2 separate regions of the Homo sapiens genome follow, and region 2 is linked to region 1. A link is a contact called in ENCODE Hi-C data. All regions are on one chromosome and are shown on one strand. The core of a region is the stretch at or near the end of the contact, and the rest is flanking DNA. Distances in the headings are between cores, read along the strand shown. Region 1 holds the start of LINC02027 (long intergenic non-protein coding RNA 2027). Region 2 has its middle 110 kb from the start of LINC02027.

Region 1 (5,013 bases), core at 815-3,314:
TTTTGTCTGAAAAATGGGAGAAATACAACTGTGAAAGGAGAGATGGAAATCAAGGGCTAATATATTGATATTCAGTCTTGTCAATTTCAGAAAATTCTACTGCCTTAGTCCATTTCGTGCTGCTATAACAAAATACCTGAGACTGGGTAATTTATAATGAACATAATTTATTGGCTTCTGGTACTGGAGGCTGGGAAGTCCAAGAAGAAGGATTAGATACCTGGTGAATGTCTTTTTCTGTGTCATCTCATGATAGAAAGCAAGGAAAGAGCAAGAGATTGAACTGGGGTTCAAGCCCTTTCTTTTTGTTTTTTTTTTTTTTTAAGAGAGAGGTTTTGCTCTTGTTGCCCAGGCTGGAGTGTGCAGTGGAGCAATCTCAGCTTACCTCAACCTCCCTCTCCTGGGTTCAAGCGATTCTCCTGCCTCAGCCTCCTGAGTACCTGGGATTACAGGCATGCACCACATCTGGCTAATTTTGTATTTTTTTAGTAGAGACGGAGTTTCTCCATATTGGTCAGGCTGGTCTCGAACTCCCCACCTCAGGTGATCTGCCTGCCTCGGCCTTCCAAAGTTCTGGGATTACAGGTGTGAACCACCATGCCTGGCCTCCAGCCCTTTTGTAACCAGCATTAATCCATTCAGAAGGGTGAAACTCTCATGACGTAAAGCCCTCTTGTCAAGCCCCACCTCCCAATACTGTTGCATTGAGGATTAAATTTCCAAAGCATGCTTTTGGGTGGACATATTGCAGCCATAGCATCTATCTATGGAATTTAGTATCTGGAAATTGCTATTCACGATCAAGCTAACACCTGAAAGTCTTCTTTTTCTTCAATTTGAAGATTTTTTGTTTAAATCTTCTCCTTTGTGTTTTCTATTATCTCCATTAAAATCTTATTGCAATTATATAAAATGAATTATAAAACATTTAGAGACAGGATGTGCTTTCTGGAAATGTTTTCTTAAAGAAGGGGTGTAATTAAATTCTGATGACTACACCTATATGCCTAATTTTAACACCTAACAAAATTTTTGACCAAATTGCTTAACAGTTGATTTGTAAACCCCAGGGTCACAGAAATATCAGAGGCCTAATTCACGTCAACTTAGTCTTATTTATTACTCCATTCAAACCTTAAGTGGGTGGTACCATACACACTTCTCAGGCCAGAATTTACTTTAAGGTGACAGGGAATTGCTTCATGTGTATATCGTCACTTCATTTTTAGCCCTGGGACTCTTCCTATACAGTGGCCACTTGAAATGGCAAGAGTGCCTCAAAAAGATAGGGAAGTGATCATTCAGGGGCCTTCCTCAGTAATGAAACAAATAAGAGCTGATTGGAAAGCAAATAGCTGTTGGAGGTATTCTGTGGGCTTCGCCGAAGATCCCTGCTGAAACAACCCTCTCATAGTGAGGATCGCAATAATTATCCCTTGTACAGGCTTTTTCTTCTTCCTCATCTCATGTTCTCTCTTCCCCAACTCCTATTTTTTGGAATAATCTAATAAACTAATTTAACATAAGACCTTGTTTCAAATTGTGCATTCAGAGAACATAAGCTAAGGGACTATTGTGGAGGCTAAAGCAACTCTATCTTTGATGCCAACCTGCTATGTTGACTTATGATTAACTCCAGTTCAGGAAATGTTTCTAAGATTTTCACTTTCACTAACTTACTGCAAATGCTGCCTTAGGTCAAAACAATCTTGATATTATTATAAATACTCACTTGCCATAAGCCCTACCCTAGGCAATTTCTCTATAGTATGTAAATCCTGGGTCCAGGGGATAATGGCTGGGGATCTATCATCTCATCTCACCACAAGACATGACTTCTGTTGCTAAGTCTCTTGAATGTTTCTTTCTGAGAAACTGGATTTTTGACCCTCTTTCTTCGCCTCAGAATGTTTGGCCTTTGGGGGTAAGTTTGCATAGACCTGCTTACCACAGAATAATCATTAACAGGAGTAACTCTAGAAAGCTGACCCTGAGGATTCTAGAACTGTTTACTCACTGATTAAAAAGTAATAAAGATTCCCCTACCAGTACGGAGTGAAATTGTGATAACTCCTGGCACAACCATTAAGACCCTCATCTATAGTGGACTGGAACAAAGCACAGGTAAAAGGATATCTTTGGATTGTGCTTTTGAACAATTTTGTGTTTGCCTTACTTTACCGTTTTGATAACTTTGTTAACTATTGCTAATTTGTTAACTTCTCTTATTTTAGAACTTATAAAAAAGAAAAAAGTGCACATTCAGTTTAATGAGGTGTTAATTCAAGGAATGCTGTGAGAGTCAGAAGTTCTAAATGCCAGTGTTTAAAAAGATCCATGTCACAGTGATCTTGGGTAGGCTGGGACACACCAGCTCACTGACGGACCTGAAAATGGATTGCTGTGGGACTACAACCCTACTCAGGATATTCTGAGTTATAAGTGGTATGCTTGGTTGTTTTGTCTTACGTACAGGGAGGAGTCACCTAAGGTAAAAAAAAATATATGTATAAATGCCTTGGAAGGGACAAATGACTCAATGTTTGGTCAGGGTTCTTGGAAGGTTTGACAAAATGAGATCAGAGAATAGGAATATGGATGGATTTACAGGAGCGAGCAAAATATGTGTATTTTTTGTGTTTTATATTAATGCCCAGCAAACATTACTCACTATACAGGAAGCACTTAACAATAAGCCAGGTAGACTAGTGTATCTTTACTTGAAGGGATCATTACTTCTCATACTTCCTGTTACTTGTATGATGATTCCTTAAAAAGAATCTAAATTGTAAAAGGGATAAAATCTGTACATTGGTTCAAGAGCTTGAGCTCCCCTTAACCAAAGCTAACTTCACTACTGATAATGCTGAATGTACAAACAGTCATCAGCACAGAACAATGGATATGGCACTTGCTTTTGATATAAATAAATAAATACAAAGTATATAATGATATGGTAGGTGGAGTCCAATATTACAAAGCAAAATTAATCAGTATGACAGAGAGGTGGATGTCTTTTTGAAAAGGATGAACAGAATTTTTGAATAAGAGGAGACTGGAGCAGAGACCTAAAAGAAAAGAAGGAACAAGGGATATGGATATTTGGAGAAAGGATATTTCAGGAAGGTTGAAATTTAAGTTCAAAGTCTCTGGGGCGGAAGTAGGCCTTGTGTGATGAAATAACAGCCAGTATGCCAGTGTAGCTCGTGTAACTGAAAAAGAGAATATAACTATATGAAGCCCACAGTACATTTGGAGGGATGATTATAAGACTGCAAAAGTCTAAGTTCATGGGTATTATTATGAGTGAAGTGAGAAGCCATTGGAGAATTTGAGAAGAGGAGCCATATGACCTAAATGATAACTTAAGAGAATCTCTCTGTGAGGTGCATTTTGCCCATGGAATAATAATAATACCAGATGCAGGAAGTTACTGTAATAGTCTTTTTGTTTTGTTTTGTTTTGTTTTGTTTTTTGAGATGGAAGCTCACTCTGTCACCCAGGCTGGAGTGCAGTGGCACGATCTCGGCTCACTGCAAGCTCCAGCTCCCAGGTTCACACCATTCTCATGCCTCAGCCTCCTGAGTAGCTGGGACTACAGGCGCCCGCCACCATGCCCGGCTAATTTTTTATATTTTCAGTAGAGACAGGGTTTCACCATGTTAGCCCGGATTGTCTCGATCTCCTGAGCTCGTGTTCCGCCCACCTCAGCCTCCCAAAGTGCTGGGATTACAGGCGTGAGCCACCACGCCCAGCCTGTAATAGTCGTAGAGAGAGATGATCATGGTTTAGACTAGGTTAGTACAAAGAAAGATGGTGAGGAGAAGTGGCCAAATTCTGGATATACATTTGCATACACACACACACACACACACTCTTATGTACACATTTTTAAAGAGATCGACCTAATTAGAAGGGAGATTAGGAAGGATGGGCTCAAAAGTCTATTTTAACTCTCAATTTTTTTAGCCATGGGTCAAAGGGATTAATCAGACAAATATATTTTGTTTCTCTATATAATTAGTAACTGTAGAATTTGGATTATATATATAAATGTACATAAGCATAGTAATAGGTAAAAAAATACATATTTTCAGATTAGACTCAACATTCACTTTTATTCAATCTTTTAATTATATGTAAATATTTGGGTAAGCATGATGTGTGACTTGGATTTTCTTTCACACAGCCCAGAGATTCCTTAAAATTTCACTCACAGCTTTAGGGTTAAGAATATGTGTTCTCTGTAGGTATTTAATGCTTATGCATTTTTATTAACTTTTTTCTTTAGATTGCCAATCTTTTTATATTACTTCACAAAGAATTATGGGAAAGGACAAACTGTTTAAACTTTACAAGTTACTATTTTAGAAATAGAGACAGACTTACTGTGACTTTTGTTAGAGATTGCTTTTATGTCATGATTTCAGCTGATGCACTTTCAGAAAACCTGCAACCTGGATATATCACCATGATGTGCGAGATGCCACATCATGAGTCACAGTTGAGATGTAATTCATTTCCACATACACACGTCTTCAACTTTTACAATAAAGTTTATTGAAAAATGTATTTGTTAAAAAGATCAACTTTCCTCAATAATATTTTTCCCTTGATTTTAACATTTATATTCCTTGTCACCGGTTTTCCATTAGTATTTTAAATTGACATTTGAAATGACTTCTCTAAAGATAAGAGTCCAAACAGCAGAGACACTAACCTCCATTCACCTTAGGGAATTCAGGGTGAACTCTTTCATCCCAGGTCTTCTTTTCTTCTCCAGAAATCCACAAATTCCTTACCTCTAAAGACTTCTGCCATCCTAAGCTCTTCCCTGTGTCTTATGCTAGCTTTCCTCTGCAGCTGCCATAAAAATTTTCTATCATATTTCATGGTTTAGCAGATCTAGAATTAAAAAAATGAATTCGTAGAGTTGAACTCATCACCATTTTAAAGTTTCACATAAATGCTTCTCCCACCAAAATATAATATGCTTGGTTGACAGAATGGTTG
Region 2 (5,341 bases), core at 2,100-4,599, 110 kb after region 1:
TCTAATGCTGAGTTTAGTAATGCTTGACACATCATCACTGGTTAATTAATATTTATTAAATAAATAAATGAGCCCATAACCCTGAAGGACTTTGGTAACATTATCTTCTTCTCTTTACCAGTTGGGGACTATTGGAATAAAATTGAATGATGTGAACAGGAATGAGGTAATTGATTTACATTGTTCAAAATCTATTGCAGAAAAGTGATAACCAAAAAGAAAATTGAATTCTTTTTCCAACTTTAAGTAGGAAATCAAGGGAGCAAAGGGATGTCTTCAATTCCTTCTGTTACGTGGGAGTCTTTGAAAAGGGTTTTTTCCCTTTTGTGGCTTCAGCTAAAATGTTTCGCCTTACAGAAACAGACTAGATGGTGCAAACTGGTGATTACTTATTTCAGTTTTGAGCATAATGTTGAAAGAGCCATAAAATTGTTTCCCTTCATCAGGGGTGTAATGTGGCAAGTACAGGGGTAGCCATGCAAACTCAGTCCAACCTTTGTAGCCATTTAATTGGATGCTATTGGGTGCTGTCTCTGTGGACCATTTCCCATAAGGAAAGGAATCTTTTCTGTGACCTCCAATGCAATCAAAACTATTTGGCTTAATTTTATCTTCTCCAGAAGAACAGATCCAAAGAAAAATTACAAAAGAAATGTAATAGCACTTTTATTCCTTTCTGCTGGAGGGATTTGCAATGTGACTATTTTAAAACTTACTATTTTGCAAAAGCCAATTTTCTTCAAGAGGCCGTTAGCACTCAAATCAGCAGCACAATAAACTTACCAGAATCAGACTATGTTGAATGACGAAAAAAATTGTTGCAATTTTATAAAGCAGAATGACTTGCTTTGTGATATTATTTATTTATTTTACTATACAATACATGTTAGAATTAAGATGAAATGGGTGTTTCTGGTTTAAGGTCAATGCATACTACATAGTTTGGTGAACCTCGAAGCAGGCACTTCATTATATTTCTTAGAAAAGGCAGTGTCATAAGAGGTAACCACTTGACACCTAAGCCTGACAACTTAATTCAAATCTCAGATCTGTCACTTATTTTTGTAACTTATCTTTGCCTTACTACTTTTCTTGGTAAAATTAGATTAATGTGTGTGTTTATATATAAATATACATATACTATGACACAGGCCATTATATATGTATGTGTGTATATGTGTGTGTGTGTCTGTGTACATGCACCAATATGTCAACCCCAATTATGTTTTCAGGAACTGGTAAATATACACCAAATTGGCCCAGAGAACCACTGGACCCACTGGACTTTGGCAAATATTGGGCATTCACGAACTCAGTTGGCCCATTTGTCTTCCATTCTCCGTATAGCTCCATTCTTTTATTATTATTATACTTTGAGTTCTGGGGTACATGTGCAGAACATGCAGGTTTGTTACATAGGTGTACACGTGCCATGGTGGTTTGCTGCACCCATCAACCCGTCATCTACATTAGATATTTTTCCTAATGCTATCCCTCCCCTAGCCTCCCAACCCCCGACAGGCCCCCTTATGTGATGTTCCCCTCCCTGTGTCCATGTGTTATCATTGTTCAACTCCCACTTATGAGTGAGAACATGCAGTGTTTGGTTTTTTGTCTCTGTGTTTGTTTGCTGACGCTAGAAGAATGCCATTCAGGACATAGGCATGGGCAGAGACTTCATGACAAAACACCAAAAGCAATGGAAACGAAGCCAAAATTGACAAATGGGATCTAATTAAACTAAAGAGCTTCTGCACAGCAAAACAAACTATCATCAGAGTGAATAGGCAACCTACAGAATGGGAGAAAATTTTTGCAATCTACCCATCTGACAAAGGGCTAATATCCAGAATCTACAAAGAACTTAAACAAATTTACAAGAAAAGACAAACAACAACATCAAAAATGAGAGAAGGATATGAACAGACATTTCTCAAAAGAAGACATTTATGCAGCCAATAAACATATGAAATAAAGCTCATCATCACTAATCATTAGAGAAATGCAAATGAAAACCACAATGAGATATCATCTCATGCCAGTTAGAATGGCGATCATATAGCTCCATTCTAAGAGGAGGGGCCATAAAAACTCTTCAGGTGTTCAGGTATCCATGTCAACTCACATTCTCTGTGTAATAATTCTTTGAATATATAAGCATGCTGATTTTCTCAATGAGCAGTCACCTTAGAAAACTTTCACCATGGCTTTGACAATTACCAGTCTCCTTGATCATGAGCTTATAGTTCCTTACCCTTGCCTCAAATAACTGCTTATTAAGGTGTAACAAAAATGTGCTTCATTCTTTGTTTCCCCTCAACTCCAGAATCATGGCTACCTCTTCTTGCTTTTCACTCTCTTTCCTTTCTTGATTTCAGGCTTGTATGTATTTCAAGCATCTACCCCAACCCTTCCCCCATATTTTGCTCCTAAACATTATTTTAGCTTCCCAATTCTGGCTTTCTCACTGACACTATGATGCTCCTTTGTTCATGCTTTCTGTTCCAACTAGCCTTCCCAGCAAGAATATCCCACAGCTTCACAGCTGAAATTCCCACTCGTTTTACACTTTCAAACTCTCTAATCTTCCCTTCCCACGGTTGAACTTATTATTTCTCTGAAGTATCAATAAACATTTACTTCTTAATTAACCAAACTAATTTTGTAATTGTGTTTACATTTGATTTTATAAAAGACACGGTCACCTATATTATTGTTTTCTTACTATCATCTTCTAAATTGATTAAGATTATCTTCACCACCTACTTTTTTGTTTTTGTTCTGGCTGCCAAAACAAAAAATGACTCAAAATTTGAAACACTGTAACACATTAGCACATCCCCTTAGAAATACATGACATTTCATTCTAACTACTCATTCTACTTAAATATTTTACGCCCTAGGATACTCCACTGTGTCCTATCTCATATCTTTATGGTTTTCTGACACTTTATTGATAACATAATATTCACATAACAAACAGGTTTAGCATTCTGATATCTTCCTTTTGAATTAAACTCTTTATCATTATGAAATTCCTCTCTTTAGATCTAGTTATAAGTTATGACTGGGTTCTATTTTGGTAAGACTGGAAACTTCTGGCTTACTGCTGTTCCTAAGGTGTTGCCTTCTTTCTGGGGCTTTTAAATAAGGATCTTTGTCACCTCATCACTGCAAGATTACAGGATATATTGAATTCTGCCTGTTAGAAGATTTTAGCTCACTTTTTAATATTTAACCGCACACTGCTTCAAATTTTGACAAATGCCTTGAGGTAAAGAATAGACATGTTTGTAAAGACTCCAATATGTCACCTTAGCCCCGCATGAGAAGCAAAATGCCTCATGGTTTCCTGTCCCTCATTAGTGTACGTTTTTTTGTTTGTTTTGTTTTGTTTTTTTAGGCACAATTCCTGAATTCTCAAGCTCTGACTAACTCTAGTCACTTGTAAATGATAAGTGTTCACATGTAGAAAATAGAAAATAGCTGTATATCCCCACTGTCAATGCACCACTTCCTTTAATGCCATTGTGTACAGCCTCTTTTGTTGTTTCCTTACCCTAGATGGATGGGTCTCCGTTTCTAAGTACTGTGAGCTGTGGGCCACTTAACTTATTCAGAATTCAGAAAACAAGCCACATATTCAAGGCCCCTAAGTCTCCAATTTTGTTACTTTAGCAACCTTTGCCACCACTAAAAGTTCTGTGATTTAGCTTTTGGCCCAGCAGGAGCTCATGGCCTGGTGTATGCCCACATCTGCAGCCACACCCAGGACCAGCAAATGCATACAGGGAAAAATAACAGCTGCCAATTGTCATATTCCCTCTGAACAGTTCTCTGTTCTCTGTTCTCTGGAGGTTCTGTTAGTCCTCATTACTTCCACGGCTCTTGTATGCTTTTTAAAATGCAATTTTCGCAACTCATCCTGTTTCTCTAGCAGTTGTCAGAGGAAGCATTGTCCTGACATTACCAACTACACCTAACTCAAAAGCAAGATTTTTGTTTTGTTTTAATCTTCAATTTCTCCCTCTTGGCCACTAGTTTTCTTCTCTGTAAGTTGAAAGTTCTATCCAATCCTACTTAATACAACTTTCAACACTTATGAAAAAAATACTGTCTTTCTGGCAAGGCTCACCTTGAGTTTGTTTGTCCTAAACATGGAATCAGTTGTTCCACTGCGAATCCTGATTCCTGTTAGTGAAGAATAGCATTAGAGAATTAGGGGCTGAAATCTTGGCATTAAGATTGTATTTCAGATTGTTTCTTGTGACAGCTAAGTAAATGCAACCTGAAATGAGTTATAAAAGGTTATCCGTGAAAAAAAATGATGAGTTCATGTTGACACTTCTATCATGATACAAATATTGCTGCAATAATAGCATATTAACTTATTAACCATTTTTAATAAAATGTGATACACTATTTTATGATATCATTATAGACTTTACCAGATTGTTAACTTCCACTTCTATTTTTCTTTTAACTCGTAGAAGAAGTGTCCAGTCATGGGTTATAAAGTAAGAAAGTCCATTAAGTAACCATTATCAAAATCATTTTAACACCAACTTTCCAGAAAATATAAAAACCTCTTAGCTTTTCTCTGAAAACTGACAAATTCAGTAGCCTAGATATGGCTAGACTGATATGGCTTGGCTGTGTCCCCATCCAAATCTCATCTTGACTTTGCACGTGTTGTGGGAGGGACCCAGTAGGAGGTAACTGAGTCATGGGAGCAGGTCTTTGCTGTGCTGTTCTCATGATAGTGAACAAGCCTCGAGAGATCTGATGCTTCTATAAAGGGAGTTCCCCTGCAGAAGCTCTCTTTTTGCCTGTGGTCCTCCATGTAAGATGTGACTTGCTCTTAGGACAAAAACCTAAGGCATGCAGGGCTGAAAACCTAGATGAAGGGTTGACAGGTGCCACAAACCACTTTGGCATATGTATACCTATGTAACAAACCTGCATGTTCTGCACATGTATCCTGGAACTTAAAAGTAAAAGTAAAATAAAATAAAGACGTGACTTGTTCCTCCTTGCCTTCCACCATGATTGTGAGGCCTCCCCAGTCATGTGGAACTGTAAGTCCATTAAACCTCTTTTTTTTTTTCGCAGCCTTGGGTATGTCTTTATCAACTGTCTGAAAACAGACTAATACAGAGACATATATTTCAGATAAAGGCACAAGCAATTAGGAGCAAAGAAAAGTATAACACAGATTGTATTAGTTCTCACATGGCTATAAAGATACTACCCAAGACTGGGTAATTTACAAAGGAAAGAGATTTAATTGAATCACGGTTCCTCATGGCTGAGGAGGCCTCAGGAAACTTACAATCATGGT

Evidence for each region. Hi-C counts contacts between places; a loop is a spot of excess contacts on that map.
Region 2: a map of PC-3 shows a loop between it and region 1 (7-fold over the local background). The contact joins the enhancer-like site here to the promoter of LINC02027 in region 1. A Hi-C loop is called at or near these places in 2 of 168 maps with a recorded cell type or tissue (Caco-2 and PC-3).

Annotation. Positions count from the first base shown.
Region 1 is chr3:80,991,804-80,996,816 of GRCh38, forward strand. It overlaps LINC02027 (long intergenic non-protein coding RNA 2027), which reads left to right and starts at 2,065. Exons shown (of 2, transcript NR_132411.1): 1 at 2,065-2,124.
Region 2 is chr3:81,102,527-81,107,867 of GRCh38, forward strand. No RefSeq gene overlaps it. Among named protein-coding and RNA genes, the nearest start is that of LINC02027, 110 kb to the left of the region's middle. Within about 2 kb of position 3,350, at least 2 of the 41 ENCODE cell types and tissues checked have a DNase peak (open chromatin) inside an H3K27ac peak, as active enhancers do; they include PC-3, where a contact is called at or near this core.